3 separate regions of the Homo sapiens genome follow, and regions 2 and 3 are each linked to region 1. Evidence: chromatin contacts called from ENCODE Hi-C or POLR2A ChIA-PET data. All regions are on one chromosome and are shown on one strand. The core of a region is the stretch at or near the end of the contact, and the rest is flanking DNA. Distances in the headings are between cores, read along the strand shown. Region 1 overlaps SP140 (SP140 nuclear body protein). Region 2 has its middle 32 kb from the start of GPR55. Region 3 overlaps CAB39 (calcium binding protein 39).

Region 1 (4,923 bases), core at 1,832-4,331:
CACAAATTCAATGCAATCCCCATCAAAATACCACCATCTTCTTCACAGAATTAGAAAAAACACCTCTAAAATTCATATGGAACCAAAAAGGAGCCCACAAAGCCAAAGCAAGACTAAGCAAAAAGAACAAATCTGGAGGCATCACACGACATGATTTCAAACTATACTATAAGGCCATAGTCACCAAAACAGAGTGGTACTGGTACAAAAATAGACGTAGACCAATGAAACAGAACAGAGAACCCAGAAGTAAACCCAAATACTTACAGCCAACTGATCTTTGACAAAGCAAACAAACCATAAAGTGGGGAAAGGACACCCTATTCAACAAATGGTGCTGGGATAATTGGCAAGCCACATGTAGGAGAATGAAACTGGATCCTCATCTCTCACCTTATACAAAAATCAACTCAAGATGGATCAAGGACTTAAATCTAAGGCCTGAAACTATAAAAATTCTGGAAGATAACATCAGAAAAACCCTTCTAAACATTGGCTTAGGCAAGGCCTTCATGACCAAGAACCCAAAAGCAAATGAAAGAAAAACAAAGATAAATAGCTGGGACTTAATTAAACCTAAGAGCTTTTGCACAGCAAAAGGAACAGTCAGCAGAGTAAACAGACAACCCACAGAGTGGGAGAAAATCTTCACAATCTATACATCTGACAAAAGACTAATATCCATAATCTACAATGAACTTAAACAAATCAGTAAGAAAAAAACAAACAATCCCATCAAAAAGTGGGCTAAGGACATGAATAGACAGTTCGTAAAAGAAGATATACAAATGGCCAATGAACATATGAAAAAATTGCTCAACATCACCAATGATCAGGGAAATGCAAATCAAAACCACAATGCGATACCACCTCACTCCTTAAGAATGGCCATAATCAAAAAATCAAAAACAGTAGATGCTGGCATGGATGCAGTGAATAGGGAACACTTCTACACTGCTGATGGGAATGTAAACTAGTACAGCTGCTATGGAAAACAGTGTAGAGATTCCTTAAAGAACTAAAAATAGAACTACCATTTGATCCAGCAATCCCACTACTGGGTATCTATCCAGAGGAAAAGAAGTCATTATTCGAAAAAGATACTTGCACATGCATGTTTATAGCAGTACAATTCACAATTGCAAAATTGTGGAACCAACCCAAATGCCCACCAATTAACAAGTGGATAAAGAAACTGTGGTATATATGTATGTATGTGGTATATATATATATATATATATATATGATGGAATACTACGCAGCCATAAAAAGGAATGAATTAACAGCATTTGCAGTGACCTGGATGAGATTGGAGACTATTTTTTTTTTTGAGATGGAGTCTCGTTCTGTCACCCAGGCTGGAGTGCAGTGGTGTGATCTCAGCTCATTACCACCTCCACCTCCCGGGTTCAAGCAATTCTCCTGCCTCAGCCCCTGCTAGTAGCTGGGATTACAGGCACACACTACCATGCCTGACTAATTTTTGTATTTTTTTTTTTTTAGCGGAGGCGGGGTTTTGCCATGTTGGCCAGGTTGGTCTCAAACTCCTGACCTCAGGTGATCCATCCATCTCAGCCTCCCAAAGTGCTGGGACTACAGGCGTGAGCCACCGTGCCCGGCTTGGAGACTATCATCCTAAGTGAAGTAACTCAGGAAAGGAAAACCAAACACTGTATGTTCTCACTGATACGTGGGAGCTAAGCTATGAGGACGCAAAGGTGTAAGAATGATGCAATGGACTTTGGGGACTTGGAGGGAAGAGTGGGAGGGGTGCGAGGGATAGAAGACTACAAATATGGTGCAGCGTATACTGCTCAGGTGATGGGTGCACCAAAATCTCACAAATCACCACTAAAGAACTTACCCATGTAACCAGATACAACCTGTACCCCAATAACTTACGGAAAAATAAAAATAAATAAATAAATAAATAAACAAACAGGCCATGCTCTAGGGGTATCACTTCAAAACGTGACAGACATCAAAGAGCCATTGCTAGTAGCCACATCTCATCCTAGTTGCCTCAAAGCAATTGCAGGTGACTGCATTAGTCCATGGTTCTGGAGATTTTGTACTTGGATCAACTTTAACTCTGTTCCCGTTTAGAAAAAAAAAAAAGTGCAGCTTGCTGCACTCATTTAATTTTACGTAAACACATTCTTTGAGGCTGAAGCAAACATGATTGATTTTCAATGTGAAAATAAAATATATAAACTGTTCTTGGAGTTATTTCTAAACAGAACCATATCAGAATCATCTATTTTAAAAATATATGATTCATCAAATGAATCTTCGGCCAACAATTGTTCAGTAACAATGTTAACAGCACATGTGGGAAAGCCACGTTTTCCAGGATTTGACATTTTCAGTGATCAACAATTACTGTATTTTGTAAATGGAAATACCACTACTAAAACCAGAATGCTATAATTAGAAGAATGTCTTTTGTTTCCAAAGTCAATATATTAGAGTGATGTGAAAATAATAATAAAAGCAAGATATTTCATGGCAAATTTACTTGGGATAAACGCTGCAGCCACAAGGGTGGCTGGTGAGTATTCTTGGAGCAAAAGGGAATAAATAGGATAGTATTGCAAGCAGCACAATTCTGCTGCTAATTAAAAACTTTCAACAGTTGTCTGCCATTCCATTAACGTATTGTAAAACATCATTACTTTTTCTTATGTCATCCTTTGCAAGGATAACACTCTCAATCTAGCAACTCTATAACTCCTACTCAGTGAAGGGGAATCCTAGGATTTTGTTTCCAGGGTCCTCTTCCAGAAAAGACATCTTGGATGGGGAAAATACTTGATGGTGCCTCCTGCAGCTTTAGATGAGAGATTTCCTAAAGGGGAAACTGATAATTGAAAGTTGCTACACTTCTAGGAAAACTCATTATTGTTTGGCCATATGGTCAATAACAACCAGAATCATCCCAATTAATCAACAATAGCTTCTGGCCAGTACACAGGCCTCTGAAAGCCAGCCAACCATTGACTTCCCCATGCTTCTGAAAGTCAGACAGTCAGTAACAGCCACACTCCAGTGACCCTGCTTTCACTAAAGGTCAGCTAACCACTAACAAATCTCACTTTTGAAGGCCGCCAGTCACCGAGATCCACACTTCCACAAACGTTCTCTGTTCAGAGAAACTGACCCACAAGCACAACTATCCCTTAACTGAACAATAAATTCAGCCTTTCGTTTGATATTAAGTGGTGGCCCCTTATTTTTTCTTTTTTTCTTCTGAGATGGAATCTTGCTCTGTCACCAGGCTGGAGTGCAGTGATGTGATCTCAGCTGACTGCAACCTCCACATCCCGGGTTCAAGCAACTCTCTTGTTTCAGCCTCCCGAGTAGCTGGGACTACAGGTGTGCTCGACCACAACCAGCTAATTTTTGTATTTTTAGTAGAGATGGGGTTTTGCCATGTTGGCCCGGCTGGCCTTGAACTCCTGACCTCAAGTGATCCACCTGCCTTGGCCTCCCAAATTGCTGGGATTACAGGGGTGACCCACTGCACCCAGCCTAAGTGATAGCCCCTTCTACTAGTGATATCTTTTTATTACTCTATGACGGCATCTATGGTTCTTTTCGGCTTTCTGGACTTTCTCTTCTTAACATCTCCTCTCCCTTACTGTCTCTTCCTCCTTCAGTGATGTGCTACATATACTTTTCATATTGCCTCTCTGTTTCTCTTTTCTGGCTCTATTTTTCTGGATATCTCCTATCTCGTATCGTAGATTACATTCAAGTATTTTCCAACTCTTGATAATGTTTCCTTATCTCTCCCTAATCTTTCTTTATTTGTTAGATAAAAGTCTCTTTCCATTGAACCCTGGTAGAGTCTCTTGGATTCCTAAAAACCCTTTGGGCATCCACATTGGACTCAGACTATGAGACCCCACCCCAACCCATGCCCACCTCATAGAACTGAAAGCCTGTAAGGAGTCATCCAGGACACTGGTCTCTGCTCTTTCTTTTTTCTTGGGTCTTATCAAACACCCGTGTCACATGCATTTCTGTGTTTCTGGCTCCTTAAAACAGCAATAACAGCACCTTCCCTATCTAAGTCTTGAGGTTTTTGTGAGTAAAATTATAACACCTATCAGAGTACTCTGAAAAACCACTGCATGATCCAATGACATAATGGAAAGTACTGGTCAAAAATACCATTTAGTCTCACAAATAGTTGATCTAAGTTCTGCCAATTAGATGGTAGAATACCATTACACTGAAGGCTTTGTCAAGTTTGTGAAAAAATCATAAAAAAGTATCTACCAGCAGAGGAATGATACCCTTTTTTATTTCCATAGAGGGAGTGAGAATAGAAATTTTTTTTATTATACTTTAAGTTTTAGGGTACATGTGCACAACGTGCAGGTTTGTTACATATGTATACATGTGCTGTGTTGGTGTGCTGCACCCATTAACTCATCATTTACGTTAGGTATATCTCCTAATGCTATCCCTCCCCCCTCCCCCACCCCACAATAGGCCCTGGTGTGTGATATCCCCCTTCTTGTGTCCAAGTGTTCTCATTGTTCAATTCCCACCTATGAGTGAGAACATGCAGTGTTTGGTTTTTTGTCCTTGTGATAGTTTGCTGAGAATGATGGTTTCCAGCTTCATCCATGTCCCTACAAAGGACATGGACTCATCATTTTTTATGGCTGCATAGTATTCCATGGTGTATATGTGCCACATTTTCTTAATCCAGTCTATCATTGTTGGACATTTGGGTTGGTTCCAAGTCTTTGCTATTGTGAATAGTGCCACAATAAACATACGTGTGCATGTGTCTTTATAGCAGCATGATTTATAATCCTTTGGGTATATACCCAGTAATGGGATGGCTGAGTCAAATGGTATTTCTAGTTCTAGATCCCTGAGGAATCACCACACTGACTTCCACAATGG
Region 2 (4,923 bases), core at 1,537-4,036, 700 kb before region 1:
CCTGGAGTCTTGTGCAAAGCCAGTTTGTGATTAAGGCTCTGGGACAACGGGTCATCAGTTGAATTATATTCTTTCCTCCAGTTGGTTTGGTGTAGAATAAGTCAAATATATTTCTAAATTGCTTCTTGCCAGCACCTAAGCCCAGGCATGTACTGGTGGGTCTACTCTATGATCCAGGCTCTGATAGGGACGGGCAACCCCCAGGGAGAGCTTTTCTGAGTCTGACTTCTATGTCAAATATATGTCCAAACCCCTATTTCTCTTTAAAAACACTTCATATATCTGTCTCACAAAACCAATGCATGTGCATTGTAGATAACTTGGGAAATACAGGTAAGTGTATAAAGACAAAAATGAAAATGATCTATAAACCCATAGTCACTATTTTGATGCAATTCTTCTGGCCTTTTGCATTGCTAATACTCAGAGAGAAGGATGAAGGGTTGTTTAGCAATCAACAAAAATCAAGAATTACTGTTGCTCTGATTGTTTTCTGTGCATACAAAAAAAAAAATAATGCAGTGCTTTAGGAATGTGGCTGGGCAGGAACATGACTTTCGAAGTCAAATGCATCTGAGTTCAAAGGTCTGTCACTCACTGGACGTCCTTGGGCAAGCTGCTTCTCTGCGCTTCAATTTCCTCATCTGAAAAATGGGCCTGCTATCACCTACCTCATAGGATTGCTGGGAATAACTAAATGATTTTATGTATGTAAAGCAACTTTTTTTTTTTTGAGACAGGGTTTCACTCTGTTGCCCAGGCTGGAGTGCAGTGGCGCAATCACAGCTCACTGCAGCCTTGACCTCCCTGGGCTCAGGTGATCCTCTTGTCTCAGCCTCCTGAGTAGCTGGGACTATAGGCATGCACCACTACACCCAGCTAATTTTTAAATTTTTCTTCTAAAGACAGGGTTTCACCATGTTGCCCAGGCTGGTCTCCAACTCCTGGGCTTAAGTGATCTGCCCACCTTGGCCTCCCAAAGTGCTGGGATTACAGGCGTGAGCTAGGTGCCTGGCCTGTTGGAAGCCCTTAAACCACAACACTGGCAACAAAGTATTCGATAAATGGAGCAGCTGGAGGAGAAAAAGTGTGAGGAGGAGGAAGAAAAGTAGGAACCAAAGCTATGCTGATTTCCATTTTTGGAACTGCTGTGACCTCACACAGCACACTGTACTTCTCATTGTATTTCCAGTGGGAGAGTTCCTGCTGCTTGAAATGTGATTTATGACAGTTATAAACCAAGATTTCAGCTTGTCTTCATGGAAGAATGCCGGCTAATAAAGATAGAAAGAATGATAGAAATAGATTATCACTATTTTGTAAAGACCCTCGTTATAACTGATTCAGAAAATATGGTCAATGGGTGCTAAGGCCATAGGGTGAGAGGTCCTTGGGTATGGGATATTTACACATTACCAAACTACCATTTTGCAGATTATGTGTTAATTACAGTGGAGAGATCTTTTGGACATCACCTTAACTAAATGATCGAAATTAGGTTTATAAAATAAAAGACAAACATTGCATGTTCTCACTTACTTGTAGGATCTAAAAATGGAAACAATCGAACTCATGGAGGTAGACAGTTAGGATGGTTACCAGAGTGTGGGAAGGGGAGTGGTGGTGGTTGCAGGGGTGGGGGCACTGTCAGAGGGAGGTAGGAATGGTTAATGGGTACAACAAATAGAAAGAATGAATAAGACCTACTTTTGATAGCACAACAGGGTGACTATAGTCAATAATAACTGAAATGAACATTTAACAATAACTAAAAGAGTATAATTGGAATGTTTGTAACACAGAGGATAAATGCTTGAGGGGGATGGATACCCCATTCTCCATGATTTTACAATTGCATGTCTGTATCAAAACATCTCATATATCCCATAAATATATACACCTACATTGTACCCATAAACATTTAAAAAAATTTTTTAAAGTTAGGTTTACAAATAATGAGACTAACATTATATGCCTGCTGATGTGATAACAGTAGTACTCTCTTATGTGTGGTTTCACTATCCTGAGTTTTAGCCACAGCCTGAAAATGTTAAATTTAAAACTCCACAAATAATTCAAAAATTTTCTTCCTTTCTTTCTTTATTTATTACAACTTAAACTTTATTTACTTGATTGAGAGCTTATTGTACATAAAATGTTTTATGTGGTTGAGCTTAGCTTTGTTCACACTGACTTCAGGGAGTCTGATTTCTATGCTCAAGATTGTTCAATTGCTGCTGTTGCCCTTGGTTTCTTTTCTTTCAGGATCAAGATGGGTACTTTCACATAATATCTTATTTTTAATTCCTTCTCTGGCAATTCTTTCCTGGATTCTTTGCTTTGCATAATTATACCTACAATGAAACCAGCATCCCAAAGTCACCAAGATAAATCCTCCTACTCCAACATCACATGATTTTCTAATTCTACTAGTTAACAAAAAAAAAGTCCAAAGCCAGCCACAACAGATCCTAATGAACCATACAATATTGAATCCCGGGCACAGGGAATATTTTCAACACCTGAAATGCCTAGGAGCTTAAAGAGCTTCCCCTTCGCGGGCTCGCCGGGCTCCGGAGCGGCGGCCACGGGGACGACTCCCCGCCTCCACCCGCCCAGCACCGCCGGCGCCGCGGGAGAAGGAAGACCGGCCAGCCGCGCCCCTCCCCGTCCCGCCCAAATTCACAAGTTTTAAATCACGCGCTGTTCTGAGCAGCGCAGTGAAATCTCTCGCTGTCCCGCTCCATCCTGCTCAGGAGGTGAATCATCCCTCTGTCCCGCGTATCCATGCTGGAGACACCACCGGCCGTCAGTGATCGACTGTCATGGTATCGCAGTGCCGGTGTTCAAGGAACCCTTATTTTACTAAATAATGTCCCCAAAGCACAAGCGTAGTGATGCCAGCAATTCGGATATGCCAAAGAGAAGACCTCAAGTGCTTCCTTTAAGCGAAAAGGCAAAAGTTCTCAAGAAACAAAATCATTTGCTGAGATTGCCAAAAATCTATGGTCAGAATAAAATTTCTAATTCTGAAATTGTAAAGAAAGAAAAAGAATGTGTGCTGGTTTTGCTGTTGTACCTCAGACTGCAAAAGTGATGACCACAGTGCGTGATAAGTGCTTAGTTAAGACGAAAAAGGCATTACATTCGTGGGTGGAAGACCTGAACAGAAACTACTTCTGATTGGCGGCAGTCAGGCTTGGTACTCTCTGCAGTTTCAGGCATCCACAGGGGGATCTTAGAACTGAAAAAAAAAAAAAGGTTAATCTGAATTACATCATGAGGCAGTAATTAGGCAAATAGAGATTCCAGAATAGTCCGTTAGGCTCTCCAAGAATGTCAACGTCATGAAAGACGAAAAAAGGTAGGGAGACAGCTCTAGATGAAAAGGTATTAAACAGTCAAATACAACACATGAACCCTGATTAAATGCAAGATAAAGATTTTTTTAAAATACAGATTATGAGATAATATTATTGTATCCATGTTAAATGTTAAATTTCTTCATTGTGATCATGGTATTGGGTTATGTAAGGAATGTTCTTCTTTTAGGAGCTGCAGGTGAAGTATTTAGGGGTGAAGTGAGCATATGTCTGCAACTTACTCCAAACGCTTCAGCAAAAATGTATATATATTTAGTGAAGGGTAATTGGGTGTTTGTTTAACTGATTTTCAACTTTTCTGCAAGTTTGATATTTAAAAAAATTAAAAGATTGCCAGGAGTGGTGGCTCATGCCTATAATCCCAACACTTTGGGAGGCTGGAGGCGGGTGGATCACTTGAGGTCAGGAGTTTGAGACCAGCCTGGCCAACATGGTGAAACTGCCAACTCTACTAAAAATACAAAAAATTAGCTGGGTGTGGTGGTGCATGTCTGTAGTCCCAGGTACTCGGGAGGCTGGGGCAGGAAAATTGCTTGAACCCAGGAGGCAGAGGTCGCAGTGAGCTGAGATTTCACCACTGCACTCCAGCCTGGGCAACAGAGTGAGACTCTATCTCAAATAAATAAATAAATAAATAAATAAAGTAAATAAAATAAATTTGGGAATAAAATCCTGCTTTCAGGTAAATGTTAGAACAAGACCTCCCACTGTCCTAGCTATTGGGATTCTCCTAAGGAGAATTAGGAATCCTCTAGTTTAAAGACACTGGTGTAGTTGGGCATGGTGGCTCATGCCTATAATCTCAGCACTTTGGGAGGCTGAGGAGGGAGGATCACTTGAGGCCAGGAGCTTGAGACCAACCTGGGCAATATAGTGAGACCCTGACTCTACAAAACAATTTAAAATTAGCCAGATGTGGTGGCACACGCCTGTAGTCCCAGCTACTCAGGGGACTGAGGTGGGAGGATTGCTTGAGCCCGGGAGGTCAAGGCTGCAGTGAGCCGTGATCACACCACTGCAGGCACACTCCAGCCTGGGCAATGGAATGAGACCCCGTCTCAAACAAAACAAAACAAAACAAAACAAAAAGACACTGGCATAATCTTTTCTGGCTGTGTTTTCCCATATGAGTCTCCTTTATGGTCTACCATTTAAGTGTAATCCTTCTCTACATTTGAATTGTATTTGATTTGCTTTACAATTCTAAGAAGTTTCCATTGAGCTGATGTTTAATAGGCCCTTGAGTAGTGATACTGCTAATGTGCTACCAGATTTAGTCACTGGAACTGTCTTAACAGGCTGGAGAGAATGTAAGGTGAGAAAAGCCTGTGTCTGTGTTGTGGGAATTCTGTACAGTTATGTTAAGGTGAGCAAGGAATCTGTGTGAAAGCCACTTTCTTTCCTGAGAGCATCTGATGCACTGTCACGTGTGCCCATAACAAGGACTCAGATATGCTGTCACATCAAGGAGACATGGAAAATAGGAAGTCAAGACCTTTCTACTGGGTAAAAATGAGGAGAAATTTCCTTAAGGAAATAA
Region 3 (4,923 bases), core at 1,662-4,161, 540 kb before region 1:
TAGGCGCATGTCACCACAACTAATTTTTTGTATTTTCAGTAGAGACGGGGTTTCATCATGTTGGCCAGGCTGGTCTCAAACTCCTGACCTCAGGTGATCCACCCACCTCAGCCTCCCAAAGTGGTGGGATTACAGGCGTGAGCCACCATGCCTGGCCTAGAGCAGTTCTAATTTCCTTTAAAGACTCAGCACCTGTTCCAGGGCTATGGATGAGCCACATGTTTGGAAATTTTTGTGTGCAGAGCACGTTTTCTGGGAGGGCGCTCTTGCCACATTCTCAAAGGAAAGCATGAACCATAGATCTATTCTTCTTTTCCATTATAAGAATATGCTCTGCAAACAGGAGACTAGCAGCAAGACAGGAGAGGAGCAGCAACGTGTCCCTCCTTGTCAGCGCCTCTGGTGTGCAGCTGTAAGGCTGTTCCTGCTGGTCTTCCTTTCTTCCCTGACTGGAGTTTCTTTCAGGGAGGAGTAGGAAGGTGACTTCCACCTGTCTGCTAGTTTAGCTACCCTGAAATTATGATGGGAGGTCTGTCCTCTCTTTCACATGTTGTCTTGGCTGTAGACTCTGCTTAATTTTGTTTCTTGGAGAACCCTCTTTTGGGGGGCCTCTCCTCTCAGCTCCTTCCTTTCCATGCAATAAGGAGCACCTGAGATGCACAGTCCAGGCCAGCTCCCCAGTGCTCTCTCTTCCAGAGCTCACCCTTAGGACACTACCTTGTTTTATGAAGCTTCCTCTTTATCAAGTAGGGGTGACCTGCCTGGCTGCCCAGTCTCCCTCTCTGGCCACCATGACCTGATAGGGCTGCTTTACCCATAGCGATCCATCACTGCCATTTTCTCCTTGGTGAGAATTATCAAAAGAAGTAACCCTAACTGAAATGAAATTATCAGCCAGGCCAGACGAGACTCACTGCAAATCCCATTTCCAGCACATAGTCAGTACATCTCTCTCACCTCTGAGCCACCTTTGCCATCTGTGCCAGAAGCATGTCAACCACATCCTGACGGGGTCAGGGGTCTTGCTGCATTCTCCCACACCACTGCTGCTCAATCCTCTTCCTTCACCCTCATGTGGCCAGAGTACTGCCACCCTCAGGCTCCTGGCTGTCCTTCCACACAGGGGAATCTCTCTTTGACACATGGTGCTGCTACACCGCCCTTCATGGCAGGTCTGCTACTTCTGAATGGGACATACCCTTCCACCGATGCATTATAAGCATGAGTCCTAGCCCACCAACTGTGGTGACACCTAAGACATCATATTGATCACTCTATGTTATAATCTCAAATTCATTTTGTTTTGCTTTGTACACCTACATACAAATATCTGGGTCCTCACCTGAGGCTTTCAACTCCCTCTTTAAGAGTTTTGGGAAATAAATTCCTGGGGAGCTCTCATACTATGACCTGATTCTCATTCAATAAATCCCTGGGGGCCTTATGACCTGATTCTCATTCAAGGTAAAACCCTAATGATCAGGTCCCCAGGTTTCATCCTATCTTTAGGGCATTCATTCACTCTGAGGTGGGACATATTTCACCCAGAGACCAAAGTGTGTGCTCATTATTTCAGGGGCTTTTCATAATCATGAAAATGAACCCTCAGAAGAAAGGTGGCCACTTCTCACTGTGATAGTGTTCATGGTTTCTGAGCATGGTCGTCTGCATATCAGTATGCTAAATACTGGTGTGTATATATGTATTTTCTTTGGGCTGTGTGTGTGTGTGCGTGTATACATTTTTTTTTTTTTTGAGATGGAGTTTCGCTTTTGTTGCCCAGGCTGGAGTGCAATGGTGTGATTCTCGGGTTACCACAACCTCCGTCTCCTGGGTTCAAGCGATTCTCCTGCCTCAGCCTCCCGAGTAGCTGTGATTACAGGCATGCGCCACTACGCCCGGCTGATTTTATATTTTTAGTAGAGACGGGGTTTCTCCATGTTGGTGAGGCTGGTCTCGAACTCCCGACCTCAGGTCATCCGCCCGCCTCAGCCTCTTAAAGTGCTGGGATTACAGGCACGAGCCACTGCGCCTGGCAAGTATTGGTTTATATTAAAACAGTTCTAAATATTTATTCATAAGGTTAGGCAATTTATATAAGGGAATGTAACCTACAAACGCTTGCTCTCATTGTAAAAGACTCCTGCTTTATTCATAGATTGTAAACAGCATAGAACCTTGTAACTCAAAACAAGAATCTGCACGTTGTACAGTGCTGTCACATCATGTATGTATTTAATTTATACAAATATACACCAAGGGAGGAAAGGTAGATGGGGGAGCGGGGAAGATACATTATGATTTGAATAGTGTGGGTGATTCTGTCCACGCTCTACATTTAATCGACATGATCCAGTGTGAGCAGAGATGGGAGAGGTGAATCCACTGTTTCCTCGGGCCTGTCCACAATGTGAGTATCTCTGTCCTGAATGTGGTCCTAATATTTCATGAAGTGTATATTCCAAATTAACATAAACCTGAACAGAAGCCAACTACTTCATCTGGTGCTTAACCAAAGAAACTGCTACACAATGTTTCAAACACAGGAGAAAACCTGGTTGTTACATATGCTGTACAGTATACCATACTTAATTATAATTTAACAGCAAAGTAGAATTTTGACCACACAGGACTTTTGTCTTTTAGATAGACTTTAGAATCTAACTTTTCCACCCTTTTAAAGCTGTGACTTTACTGCATATACCTCTATCACACAAACATATACAAAATGTATCTTTCTCTTCCCACTAGAGGGCAGCCACGTGTAGATTTAGGAGGGCAATGAAGGTTTAGAAAAACAGCACACCTCTGACTTTCAAGGATATTTAGAATTCTACAGTTTTTGTTACCTTGAATGTGGCAAATGCATCTGAAGCTATGTCAAATGTTGACATTTCGACATATCTGAAGAAATCATAAAACTGTTCCGACCACAAAATGATTTTTGCAAGTGGTTCATGTCTGATGCATTCTCTTAACATTATTCCACAATTTAGAGCTATTTCTGGAGATTCATACCTGCAAAAACAAAAAACCAAACAAACAAACCAAACATGATTGCTTTTTCAAAACTCCAACACTGAACAGTTCAAACTTTCAGGCCAAAGACAGTTTTCAGACATGTATCCTAACTAAATGACCATCGCAGATTACAGAAGGTATTTCAGTCGGAGCAGAGCATGTGCTCAGGTAAACTGACTCCAGAGTGCAAACACACACTGGTTGGTGATGACCGCCTTAAACCAAAGAAAAATAGCCATACGAGTGACTGTGTGACTAAAGGTTCATTATTTAAGCTGAAAGATTTCAAGAGAAGTATTTCGGGTCATACCACTCCATACAGGGGTTAGCTTTTACAGATGGTGCTCTTGACACTCAGAAAAACCAAAAGCTAAATCAAAAAACAGAAAACAAAATATTTCCCCAAATTCAGAATATCTAAATAGGTCTACAAACATATAGAATTTATACCTTGTTGTTTCAATTCAATACTCAAGATAGTACTTGGAGACTCTCAGCCACATGTAAACACTACCAAGCTGATAAGCCTCCTCCTGAGGACTTCACAAAGTGTCCCCATCAGAGAGCCCAGGGGCCACAGAGCAGGCAGACCCCCCTCATCAGCTCTCTGCACACAGCCTTCCCTATGCTCATCTCCATGTCTCTGGCTTCTTCCTTCCCCGCCATTAGAGAGACACCTCTCAGCCAAGCAAGAGGCATTTCCCCTTCAGATGTGCACAAGCCCTCTGACTGGACTCTTCCGCCCCCTCAAACACATCGCTCTCTTCTACTTCCTCTCAAGCTGCATGCACTGGCTTTCTTTCCACCTCACATTCTCCTCTAGTCATATTCCATTTCCCAACACACTAGTGAAATAACGGGCCAGCAAAGATTCCCTCTTGGCTAAATAGAGTCTTCTACTCAAGTGTCCTGACAGTGCTGTAAAAAACCAAAATAAAACCTTTCATGTTCTCCTTTCTATCTCTCTGACTGTTCCCATTTCTTGCCTGGCTGAGGTCTTCACCTGTTGCCTACAGCCTGCTAATGAAAGCCCATACAATCTCATGGCTCCCACCATGACTACTAACCCCACCTCCATGTCTACTCCTGAATTAGTTAGGCATTTTCTGTTGCCTCTGGACAACTTCCGTTAAAGGGCTACCATAAACTCAACGTGTCTCAAATCAAATCTCATCCCCCTCCATAAAATCACCCCCACCCCCCTGCTTCCTCATTTCTATAATTTGGCATCATTATTTTGTTTCAGTTACCCAGTTCTAAACCAGGTCTAACAGAAATTTCCATGTTCTGTATCTGTGCTGTTCATTATGGTGAGATTGGCCACATATAGCTACTGAGCACCTGAAATTTGTCTAGTGTGACTGTGGGGTTGAATCATAAATATTATTTAATTTCAATTAATTACATGTGGTTAGTAGCTACTATATTGGACAGCCCAGTTCTAAACCTTTCCTTCTTTACTCCAAATCTTCCCAACTTCAATGTCAGGCTTCAAAAGCCTTCAAAGGCTTTTAAAAATATTTTTCTGATTATCTTAGTTTCATTTCCTTTTATTCATTCCCACTGCTACATTAATTCATACCTGGACAATTGGAAATGATTCCTAGCCAGCACCTTTGTTCAAGCTCTGTCATAATAAATCTACCCAACACACAAGTGTATCAACAGCATTTCCAGCTTGGGAGCTTAAAATGATTTCTTCTAGCTAATCAAATAAAGACAAACTTCTGGACTTAACTATCCAGTCTTCCTCTTATTAGATCTCCTGTTCTAGCACAATGTCACCTCCCAACCTGCCACACAACTTTCAAATTCTCTCCTTATTGCTGCCAATCATGTTATGTTCATTCCTGCCCCTGTACCTTTGTTCCCAGTCATATGCCATTAGGATGCCTTCTCTCT

Evidence for each region. Hi-C counts contacts between places; a loop is a spot of excess contacts on that map. ChIA-PET counts read pairs that join two places held with the same protein, here RNA polymerase II (POLR2A). Pooled maps may share reads with other maps.
Region 2: a pooled map shows a loop between it and region 1 (2.9-fold over the local background). The contact joins two enhancer-like sites. A Hi-C loop is called at or near these places in 4 of 37 single-sample maps with no recorded cell type and 2 of 50 pooled maps.
Region 3: a pooled map shows a loop between it and region 1 (2.6-fold over the local background). The contact joins two enhancer-like sites. A Hi-C loop is called at or near these places in 1 of 37 single-sample maps with no recorded cell type and 8 of 50 pooled maps. POLR2A ChIA-PET finds 5 or more read pairs at or near these places in 3 of 52 experiments (GM12878, activated CD4-positive, alpha-beta T cell and activated T-cell).

Annotation. Positions count from the first base shown.
Region 1 is chr2:230,256,094-230,261,016 of GRCh38, reverse strand. The region is part of intron 12 of SP140 (SP140 nuclear body protein); the gene reads right to left. Among named protein-coding and RNA genes, the nearest start is that of SP140, 33 kb to the right of the region's middle. RefSeq lists an enhancer at 3,157-3,226. Within about 2 kb of position 3,081, at least 2 of the 41 ENCODE cell types and tissues checked have a DNase peak (open chromatin) inside an H3K27ac peak, as active enhancers do.
Region 2 is chr2:230,955,259-230,960,181 of GRCh38, reverse strand. It overlaps a transcript of GPR55 not described here and the pseudogene COX20P2. Among named protein-coding and RNA genes, the nearest start is that of GPR55, 32 kb to the right of the region's middle. RefSeq lists a silencer at 2,515-2,614. Within about 2 kb of position 2,786, at least 3 of the 41 ENCODE cell types and tissues checked have a DNase peak (open chromatin) inside an H3K27ac peak, as active enhancers do.
Region 3 is chr2:230,796,824-230,801,746 of GRCh38, reverse strand. CAB39 (calcium binding protein 39) reads right to left here. Exons shown (of 9, transcript NM_016289.4): 5 at 2,850-3,018. Among named protein-coding and RNA genes, the nearest start is that of ITM2C, 66 kb to the left of the region's middle. Within about 2 kb of position 2,911, at least 7 of the 41 ENCODE cell types and tissues checked have a DNase peak (open chromatin) inside an H3K27ac peak, as active enhancers do.